Linked DNA regions of Homo sapiens: region 2 is linked to region 1. Evidence: chromatin loops called from intact Hi-C (ENCODE). Cell type or tissue: breast epithelium. All regions are shown on one strand.

Evidence for each region. Hi-C counts contacts between places; a loop is a spot of excess contacts. Peaks named below come from ENCODE experiments on the same cell type or tissue, not always from the same donor. Only the 100,000 strongest peaks of a DNase experiment are listed, where the experiment ranks them.
Region 2: a loop joins it to region 1, with 16 times the contacts of the local background. A loop is called at or near these places in 1 of 110 quality-filtered maps.

What each region holds. Positions count from the first base shown.
Region 1 is chr3:128,546,925-128,551,924 of GRCh38, forward strand. No RefSeq gene overlaps it. Among named protein-coding and RNA genes, the nearest start is that of LINC01565, 27 kb to the right of the region's middle. RefSeq lists an enhancer at 712-1,212. In breast epithelium, no CTCF peak of the experiment used is centred here; a DNase peak (open chromatin) is centred at 2,649; H3K4me3 peaks cover 740 bases; H3K27ac peaks cover 1,928 bases.
Region 2 is chr3:127,732,555-127,737,554 of GRCh38, forward strand. All of the region lies in intron 3 of MGLL (monoglyceride lipase), which reads right to left. Among named protein-coding and RNA genes, the nearest start is that of ABTB1, 62 kb to the left of the region's middle. RefSeq lists enhancers at 1,444-2,359, 2,251-2,310. In breast epithelium, no CTCF peak of the experiment used is centred here; a DNase peak (open chromatin) is centred at 2,387; H3K4me3 peaks cover 447 bases; H3K27ac peaks cover 2,811 bases.

The DNA.
Region 1 (5,000 bases):
GAAGGAAAGGGAAGAGCAAGCAAGCCCCAATGCACAAGGTCTTTGAAAGCCTTGCCCTGCATCACCTTTCCTACTGTTCCATTTTTCCAAAGCAGGTCACACGTCCAAACCCAGAGACAAGGTGTGGAGCAATAGACTCCACCTGGGAAGAGCTGCAGAGTGCGGTGGATGAGAGGAGAAGTATTCATGGCCATTGTTACAATTTATTCAGGGAGCTCATTTCAATGGGGACATCTCCCACTATCATCGCTGGCCTGCAAAGAATAGTCAAGGCACAGCCTTTCAAGATGCCCATGCTTCCCTCACCAATGTGTTACCCAAAGCTTTGGTCCAGAAAACATCGTCTGAACTCCTCACCCCAGGGATCATGGTTAGGTGGTAGATGAGTATTTGACTGCTCAAATCTCAATAACTTCCAGAGCCCTAGCTGTGAGGGAGTCCAGAAAAGGTACTTTGTATCCTTCCAGCCTCTGCAGTACAGGAAGGACCCCAAAAGGTGGTGACATGGATGCTGAGCACCAGTCCAACATGTCCGCCCACGCTGAGGAGCTTCATGAGGAGGGAGGTGAGCCCTGCAGCAACAGGGAAGGAGACAGGCAGGAGTTCCCTGTTGCCTGCTCCTATCTAGAGGCCTCAAACTCCAGCTAATTTAAGCCATGTCAGCAGGGACCTCCCACGTGCTGACTCAGGCCAGCCATGACTAAGGTCCAAATCAGTCTCAACAGGAGCAAGGCGGCCCCCATGCCGGCCAGACCCCTCCCGGCACACACTGTGCAGACCCAGAGCCTACAATAATCACAATTGTCACCAGCCCCACCATGTGCCAGGGACAGTGCTCTGCAGCGAGAGAGACCATCTTGTTTAATCCTCAAAACCACCAGGGGCAGGGAGGGGCAGTTCCATTCCAACGGGGATAAAAAGCAATGCTCAGAGAGGTGACGTCACTTACCAACATCACCTATAATAGTGACTGAGCTGGGGTTTGAATACAGATCTAAATGACAGGGAAACCTTCCCGCTGGGTTGCACAGCTGCTCTGCCTGTCATCTTCCAATCTCACTGGTTGTCAAGGGAGGACCTGCTCCCTAGGCACCCAAGGTGTTCTCTGCCCTTCACTTCACTCCACACCATGGAGAGCTGCCCCCAAGCCTGTACCTGGGTCTCTGAGGAGGTCTTACCCAGACCCTGTCCTGCTGCCCACAAACATGTCACTGGCTAAGAGGGATGCATTCTTCCCTCCAATCCAAGGAAAAACAAGTGTGTGATCACTTGAAAGATGACCCTGTATTTCTAACTGGATGTCCCTGGAGTCTGCTGTATTAGTGTGGGGGATGACAGCTGCCCTGATTCTATTTCCCCTTCCCTGAAGAACAGGCTTTTCCTAAGGGAAATTCCTTAGGATATTTTATGAGGATTGGCATCACCTCTCACAGAGGCACCAGAGTTCAACCTGTGGCCTATGCAGGGCCAATCACAGTCATTGTGATTATTTCAAGGATGGGCATATGACCCAGTTTGAGCCAGTAGTCAGCCAGTCTGGTGATTTTTTTCTGGCCCAAATGGAAAGGGGAAGTTTTCTTTCCACTGGAATTATTGAGCTGATTAATTATGAGCCTGAAGCCTTTGGGAACTATCCTGTTAACACAAGGAGAAAGTCTCCAGAGAAATAAGCCAACCCAGAAGCCCTAGAGCCAGCCATTCCTGAAGCTGGTGGAGCTTTGAAGTACATAGACCAACAATTTCTCTTTTATCCTGAAGGTGAGTTGGGTTTCTGTCACATGCACTCAAGTGGAACCCTGACTTCACTTTTACAATTTATTGTACCCAACAGGATCACGTTTTGCGAGGCATAAACTGTGCCCATTTCTCATCGAGTAAGAAATAAAATCCTCCAAACCCAACCCATCACATCAGTCATCCTGCTGTCTCCCTGCCAGGCCTGTCCAATCACCTCCTTATCTGAACACCCTCCCACCCCACACACAACGTGGCAGTTCCTCAGTAGCCGAGGCCACCCCTCCCTCCTTCCTTGACACCCACAGTCTGGCCCTCTGGTCCATCCTCCCTCCAAGATGGCCCAGGACTCCCCACAGGGGACACAGGCTCCAGGAGTGGGGCTGAGCAGAACAGCCTCAGGCTGATGGTCTTTGTGGACCATGCACCCTATCAGGAAAAAAACAGGGACACACCTCCATAATCATTTCTTTATAAATGACATACATTGCAACACCATTTGCATTTTATGTCTTAATAAAGCTGCATTAATTTCTTCTTTTAGATGAACGTTTAAATAGAAAGTCTCCTGTTTTCTTGCTTTTCATGGCCTATTGTTTCTATTTTCTTGTCTTTCACACTCTGTGGTGACTGCAGGGTCCGTCTGGTGGGGGTGGGGCCGTGGCTGGACTCTCCTTCCCGCCCCCAGGTTGTTTTCCAAACTTTCAGTATCGTGAGTAGAAGGAGGGGCCCTGCCTGGGGAGGGCCGTGTGAATCACCCCATGGAAATACTGGCGCCCTGGGCTGGGGGCAGGGTGGGCCTGGTTTCCAGGAAGGGCTTGGGCAGGAAGCCAGGCAGGAAGAGGCTGGGGAGTTTCTGGAAAGGCAGCGCGGAGGGGCCTGGGGAGGCCAGTGGACCTCTCGGGGCAGGGCACTGGCCTCCCCTCTCACAGATGGGGAATCCTTGGCACTTCCTGGCACATGCCAGGGCATGGGGGTGGGGGCAGAAGGCCAGGGAAGGAGGTGGCGGCCGATCCTCAGCAGGCCTCTAGGGTGGGTGGCCGTGGACAAAGAGGGGAGGGTGGGATGGACTTGGAGGAGGTGCCCTAGGGGCTCCTTTGAGCCTGGCCCCAGCACCTACAGCCTGTGCTTGGGGCTGAGGGTCCCATTGTATGACCTGTAGTTTCAGCCAGAAGGATACTTGGAATAAGAGGGGACAAAGGAGGCGGCAGTTTAAAGCGGTCGCTGAGCAGAGAATCCCGCTGATGGATGGGGACGGTGCTGCTCCATAGGGGGCCCTCTCTCAGACTTCTGTAGCCCCCATGGCATTTAGCCAAGAGAGGCTCCCTCCCCACACAAGTGAACTTACAGGACAGAAATCCAGAATGCAAGTGGGATAAGCAGTGTAGAAGTGTTTCTCTCTCAAGGCGGAGTGGTTGATTCACTCATTCATCCACTCGTCTGTGCACGCATTTGCTCCAAAAACACTGCTAAGCTCCAGGCTGCCCACTCCTCATTCATGAAGGTCCTGCCACCTTCAGATCCTGTGCCCCATCCCACAGTGACTGGCCTAGGGTAGAAATGCCATCCCAGCTGGCCCAACTTGGGCAAATATCAGGACTCTGGCAGGCAATACCTGGACAAAGATTTACACCTGGGAGAACGAGGGCCCTAAAGCAGCTGGAGGCCACTTGTCAACCTACAGGAAGAACTGTACTGAGAGTGGATCCAATGGAGAAGGGAGCAGACCCAACAGGTGGGGAGAGACTGGCTCCTTGGATGCTGTTTGAGCGCCTGGATTCACCTGCACCTGAAGCAAAGTGCTACACCCAGAAAACAATGTCCACTGAAGCCAGTTTGAAGCTGGTGCTCTGTTGTCTACAACCCAAGAATGCTAGCTGACAGGGATGAGTTGAGGGTGCGTGGGCACAGAGCACCACCAGGACCGGGTGAGTGAGAAGGAGAGCGGGGCAAGCCGCGGAGGGGGTGGGGGAGGGCACTGGCCCCACTGCAGGGGCAGCCTCCACCCTACCGCCACAGCCCCTTCCTCCATCTCACCAGGACCCAACTCGCTGACATCATCACGGTGGGAAACAGGAACTCCTCGACCTCAGGCCAAAAGATCCATCTGTTAGAGCCATCGGGCCAGCCAAGGCTGCTCAGAGAGGCAGGTGGAGGCCATGTCATTTCTAACTGACCCGGGAAGAACCATGTGGTGTGCAGGGTGGGGGTCCCTGCCCACCCATACTGGGCATCATCCATGCTTAGTGATCACATCCAGCTCAGCAACCACAAGCACAGAGGCCAGCGTGTCCCGCGTGGGACACAACGCAGGGTCCTTGCTGCTCTAGCCGCTGCTCAGGCCACTTATGCTGGCGCCCTAAGAAGTCTCCCTCCTCACATGTCCTCCCTGGAGTTTAAGCCGAGCTCTCCCCTCCAGTGGACATCCTCCTTCCCAGCCTCATGAAAGATTCAAGACAGATAGATAGTTTTTGTTTTTTTTTTTTGAGACGGGGTTTCGCTCTTGTTGTCCAGGCTGGAGTGCAATGGCGCAATCTTGGTTCACTGCAACCTCCACCTCCCAGGTTCAAGTGATTCTCCTGCCTCAGCCTCCCGAGTAGCTAAAGCTGAGATTACAGGCATGCGCCACCACACCCGGGTAATTTTTTGTATTTTTAGTAGAGACGGGGTTTCTCCATGTTAGTCAGGCTGGTCTCCACCTCAGGTGATCCGCCTACCTTGGCCTCCCAAAGTGCTGGGATTACAGGCGTGAGCCACCACGCCCGACCTGATGCAAAATATTTTTTAAAAGCTCTTCCTTAAAAATCTGTGTAGGATGGACTTACTGCAACCTAGCAGGCACCTAAAGAGACCAGGGATAAAAGTCGACCCACGAGAGCCCCAGGAGAAAGGACAACTGCTGCCGAGGCAGAAAGCCTCCAGGACAGCCTGTGGGAGCTGTTGAAAGGCAATGCAGGCAGCAAACACCACAGGACAGAGGGGAGGGCTGCCGCAGTAGTGTGGGCTTGAAGACCGTTCCCCTGTGGGTCCCTCCCAGCACAGGGGAACAGGAAGACATGGTGTGGTCCCTTCTTCACAGAGCGAGCAGTCTGTGGAGAAGACGGGGCTCATCGGGCAATGCCTCCACTGGGGCCAGAAAAGGCTTCCCCTGGCTGGACCTGCAGGACGAGGGTCAGGGCTCAGCCAGGTGGCCAGCCCTCAGCGTCTGCTCCCACCTCCTTCTGTGTCCCAGACCCTAAGGCAGAGGCTGGGAAACTAACAAACTA
Region 2 (5,000 bases), 810 kb before region 1:
GGCATCTTCCCTACACGCCCAGACCCCAGGGCTTGTGCCTAGAGCTGCTCACCCCAGGTGAGTCCTGAGAAGGATCTGGTTCCGTGTCAGGCAGGGACAGGTGGTTCACACTCACCAGCACCTGCAGATGTGCAAACAGGGAGGCCACTGGGAAATGTTCTTCTGAAGACTTCACAAATTTCTAAGTGTGGGATACAATAGGAACAGAAGGGCTGGGCAGAGGCTAACCCTGGAAGTAACCACAACAAATGGCAGCCAATGTCCACTGGAGACCTCATGTCTATGAGGCCACCGAGTGCACTGACGGACACCATGACTGGGTCTCAGGAGGTTCAGTGACTTTTCCAGCCCAGGGCTGTCTGAGCAGAGCTGGGAGGAGCGGTGGGTGGAAGGAGGGTGAGAGTGCCAGAGGCGTTTGAACCAGAGCAACTCCATCTTGAACGGGGGCTGGGTAAAATGAGGCTGAGAGCTACTGGGCTGCATTCCCAGACGGTTGAGGTATTCTAAGTCACAGGGTGAGATAGGAGCTTGGCACAAGATACAGGCCATAAAGACCTTGCTGATAAAACCGGTTGCAGTAAAGAAGCCGGCTAAAACCCACCAAAACCAAGATGGCAACAACGGTGACCTCTGGTTGTCCTCACTGCTACAGTCTCAACAGCGCCATGACAGTTTACAGATGCCATGGCAACGTCAGGAAGTTACCCAGTATAGTCTAAAAAGGGGAAGCATGAATAATCCACCCCTTGTTTAGCATATCATCAAGAAATAGCCATAAAAATGGGCACCCACCAGCCCTCAGGCTGCTCTGTCTATGGGGTAGCCATTCTTTCATTCCTCTACTTTCCTAATAAACTCGCTTTCATGTTACTCTATGGACTCCCTCTAAATTCCTTCTTGCTTAAGATCCAGGAACCCTCTCTTGGGGTCTGGATCAGGACCCCTTTCTGGTAACAAGAGTGAGGGGGATTCAGGCCTGGGAGGCAAGGCAGATGCAGACCACTGGATGGGAGGAGAGGTGTCACTGTCTTGGGAGGACGTGGCCTGAGACCATGGTAAGGATGCTGGCCTCTACCTAGAGAGAGGGGAGGCTGAGGAGAGTTTTAGGCACAAGAGGGATGTTTGCATTTTTTAAAAAATGGCCTCATTATATCACTGTCTCCACAAGATCATTATAGAAAAGTCTTGTCAAAAGCTTCATCCACCAACTCCATGCCTCCCTGGGTAGAAAGGACCCTATGCAGCCATCGCTCTGACTTCCAGGGTTCAGAGGGAGAAGCTTTGCCTCTGAGCAGAGGGATGGAGTGGCTGGGTGCGCAGCTGCACCTGGGTGGGTGTGCTGACGTGGAGCAAGTCACTAAAGAGCCCAGTAAAGAGGGCAGGGCAGCCGAGCCCCTCCAGCCTGCCTCCCAATCGTACAGCGTAGAGCGTTGTGGCCCTGCAGAGGAAAGTGGGCGTTCCTTGCAGAGCAGGAGGCCCAGGTCTGAAGTAGAAAACCCTGCTGGAGCCTTTCCTGTGGTGGAGCCGGGTTGGTCTAAGGAGTCTAATTCTGGAGCCCACCCCCTTAACCCTGTGGGATCCATGGCTGCCTTGATGCAGCGCTGCTTTCCCTTGAATCTACCTTGACCGGGTCTCACTTTCATAACCAGAGGAAAGACGCAACATGTGTTACCCAAAATGCAGGAAAGTGGATCCAGGTGCTAACCTGGGACTGGTCTGGTCCCTCATCAGCTCAAAGAGGAATGCCAGCGAGGCCGGCCTAGAGTAAGGAGGCGTTGCCATGAGGCGCCAGGGCACCTGGCTCCCAGTATTCCATTTCACCATGGAAGCATCGCCCACTGCCTCTCCCATCAGGGGTCTGCAGTGCGCCCGTGCCTTCATTTACCCTAACTCTGAGCCCACACGCTCTCCACTGGGGGTTCGGCACAGACAGACATTTCTCCTCATTTCTCACCCCTGCTCCTTCGCAGGTGCCAACCACAGAGTGTCTCCCTGACCCTCCAGAGTGGCTGCACAGGGGCCCTGCAGGATTTGCTAGCCTGCCAAAGAAACCAACTCCATTAAAAGATGAAAGAACACATTTGAAAAAGGGCTCTTATCTTGGCTCTGTCCCAACTTGACAGCCCCCAGGTGAAGAGATCCAAGGACCAATCCACCTTTCCACAGGCAGTTTATTCCCCTCAGCCCAGCAAATGCCTTCTCTCTGGATTTTCCTGGTCATCTCTCCTCAGGTGACTAAGCCAGCCAGTCATGGCAGGCACACGGGCTGAGGCTCTGGAGAGATGGGAGCCCCTGACTGTGAGGAGGACAGACACTTCCTTCCCTTACAATTTGGGTGTCTGCCCTGCATTCCTGGCCAACCCACAGGAAGTCAGCCAGCATCAGAAAGGAGGAATCTTACAGAATGTGTGGTCAGGGCAATAAGACAGACGATCACTGTGGGGCCTCTAGCCTCAAGAACCACACAACAGACCCGGAGGAGCCCGACGTGGGAGTCTTGGCTCATTCAGACCCAAAGGAAGAATTAAAGTCATTTGTTGATGAACACCAGAGTGGAACAAGCCTTTGTTTTAGGAGCAGAAAGGAAGAATTGCCTTAGTCCCCATTTTTAGATCTAAAGGAAGTCATAAACTCATATATGCTACAACAGGAGGGAGAGAAACTAGTACAACCCCCTTGGGAAAACAATTTGGTATCCGGTAAGGTTGAATTTCCTTACTTTACAACTCAGCAATTCCACACCAGGATATATGTCCAAGAGAAGCTCTTAGACACAGGAATCGGACTGTTCATAGCAGCCCCGTTGTTATAACTAGAGAATGGATACATTGTGGCAAATGGATTATCACACAGTAGTGAAAAGCAAATAAACTAGAGCTGCACAAAGCAGCACTGATGAGTCTTAGAAAAGAAACACAAAGTGAAGAAAGCAAATCACAGAAGACTGAGTAAGTATGACTCCATTTTATAATGTTAAGAAAACAAGCAAAAGCAAATATACATATTTTTAGAGACTCATACTTATGTGATAAACACATAAAATAAAAAAGCAAGAGAATGAAACACAAATTCCAAGATTGTAGTTACCTCCAGTCACCTCCTGTCTACTCATCAAGTTGTTGGGGGAATAAATGAAACAGCTGAACATACCTGGCAAAAGGTGGGTTTCCAGCACGTGCTCGCTCCCCGCCTTCTCCCATTCCCTCCCTTTGTATGGTTTCAGAGGAGAAAAATGTATAAATTCTGGCATTCTCTTGGTGCTCGCATCCTTCCAGGGGAAGATCCTTCTGAATCTAGTCTGCATCTCTCCCACTTACAAGGATTTTCTCCTGTTCAGCTCTGCAAAGAGATGGGGCAGCTGGTCTGCACCTTCAGTTAGAATCCTGGCTCTCTTAGAGTGCAAGCGTTAAACCATCTTTCGGCTCAGTTCCTTCACGCTAAAAGCTCCCAGGTTTAACATGGAACAGACCTTTTTATTTTCCCTTGAAAACATTCAGTTAGATCTGTTGTCCTCTGTGAGATTACAGAAGTTCCCAAACAGTGCTAGTTCCATTGTTTGGAGCTCAGGGTCAGTCAAACCTAATAAAAGTACAGACACCTGGCAACCCAAGTTTCACTTCTGCTGAAATTATTGTTAAGTATCACTTTAAAAAACAAAGAAGATTGCATGAGGAAAAGCAAATTGCTTTAAAAAAATGGACGTTCATTACTCTAGGATGTGAGATACTATATTTTTTAACAAGAAGTGAAACTTTTAGAAAGCCTGGGTGATAAGCAACTAAAAACAGCTGAAGTCAGGATCCCAGAGCTTCCAGAAAAGGCAGGAGTTGGGTCAGCGAAAAAGAGTAATGAGTCACAAAGAGTAAATGAGTCTGGTCCTAGAGAGAACACGTGAGAAATGGCTCCGCTGCCCTGGAGACTTCAGCTTCATGCATCCCTGCCCAGGCAGGGCTGGGTGAGGGGAAGGGCTCCTTTCACCTGGGTTTAATGAATGAATAAGCACTATTCCAAATTTGAATTCAGCTAAGATGTAATGAAGGCAAAGAGAAAAGAGCCTCATTTGTTAAGCACTTGCGGTATGCCTGGCCCCATGCCAGGCCATCAGGCCTGCTACTCCTCTTGTTTGTTTATTTATTTATTTGTGTATTTTTATTTTTTGAGACAGGGTCTCACTCTGTCACCCAGGCTGGAGTGCAGTGGTGCAATCTCGGCTCACTGCAGCCTCGACCTCCTGGGCTCCAATGATCCTCCTGCCTCAGCTTCCCGAGTAACTGGGACCACAAGCGCATGTCACCACGCCTGGCTAATTTTTGTATTTTTTGTAGAGACAGGGTTTCACCTTGTTGGCCAGGCTGGTCTAGAACTCCTGACCTCAAATGATCCACCTGCCTCGGCCTCCCAAAGTGCAGGGATTACAGGCATGAGCCACTGCGCCCGGCCCTCCTCTTGTTTAATAATAACCCAAGCTGGGAGGGAAGAGTCACCATCTACCAGTTGGAAGATGAGGAGGCTAAGGCCAGTAGCACTGTATCCTGGAGGTGGCCAGTAATTACAAATGACCTGGGCAGATGTTCCAGTGAGGAGAATACAGGGCCACTTTGGTCTGTAGCCTCAATTTTCATAATGACCCTTATCATAGCAGTGAGCATTTATTGAGTGCTTCCTGTGTGCCCTGCTCTGTGCTAGCCACCATCCATTCCCTCCCTCACTAATCCTCACAGCACCCTCTGATGTGTGACTGTAGTAAGGTGGAGGTCACCTCTGTGTGACCTTGGGCAGTGACTTCACTTCCTGAAGGCTCAGCCTCGTCACCTGCAATAAGGGGCACTCACAAGCCCACGTCAGAAGGTGCTGTGAGAATTAGTGAGGGAGGGAATGGATGATGGCTAGCACAGAGCGGGGCACACAGGAAGCACTCAATAAATGCCCACTGCCATGATAAGGGTCATTATGAAAATTGAGGCTGCAGACCAAAGCGGCCCTGTATTCTCCGCACTGGA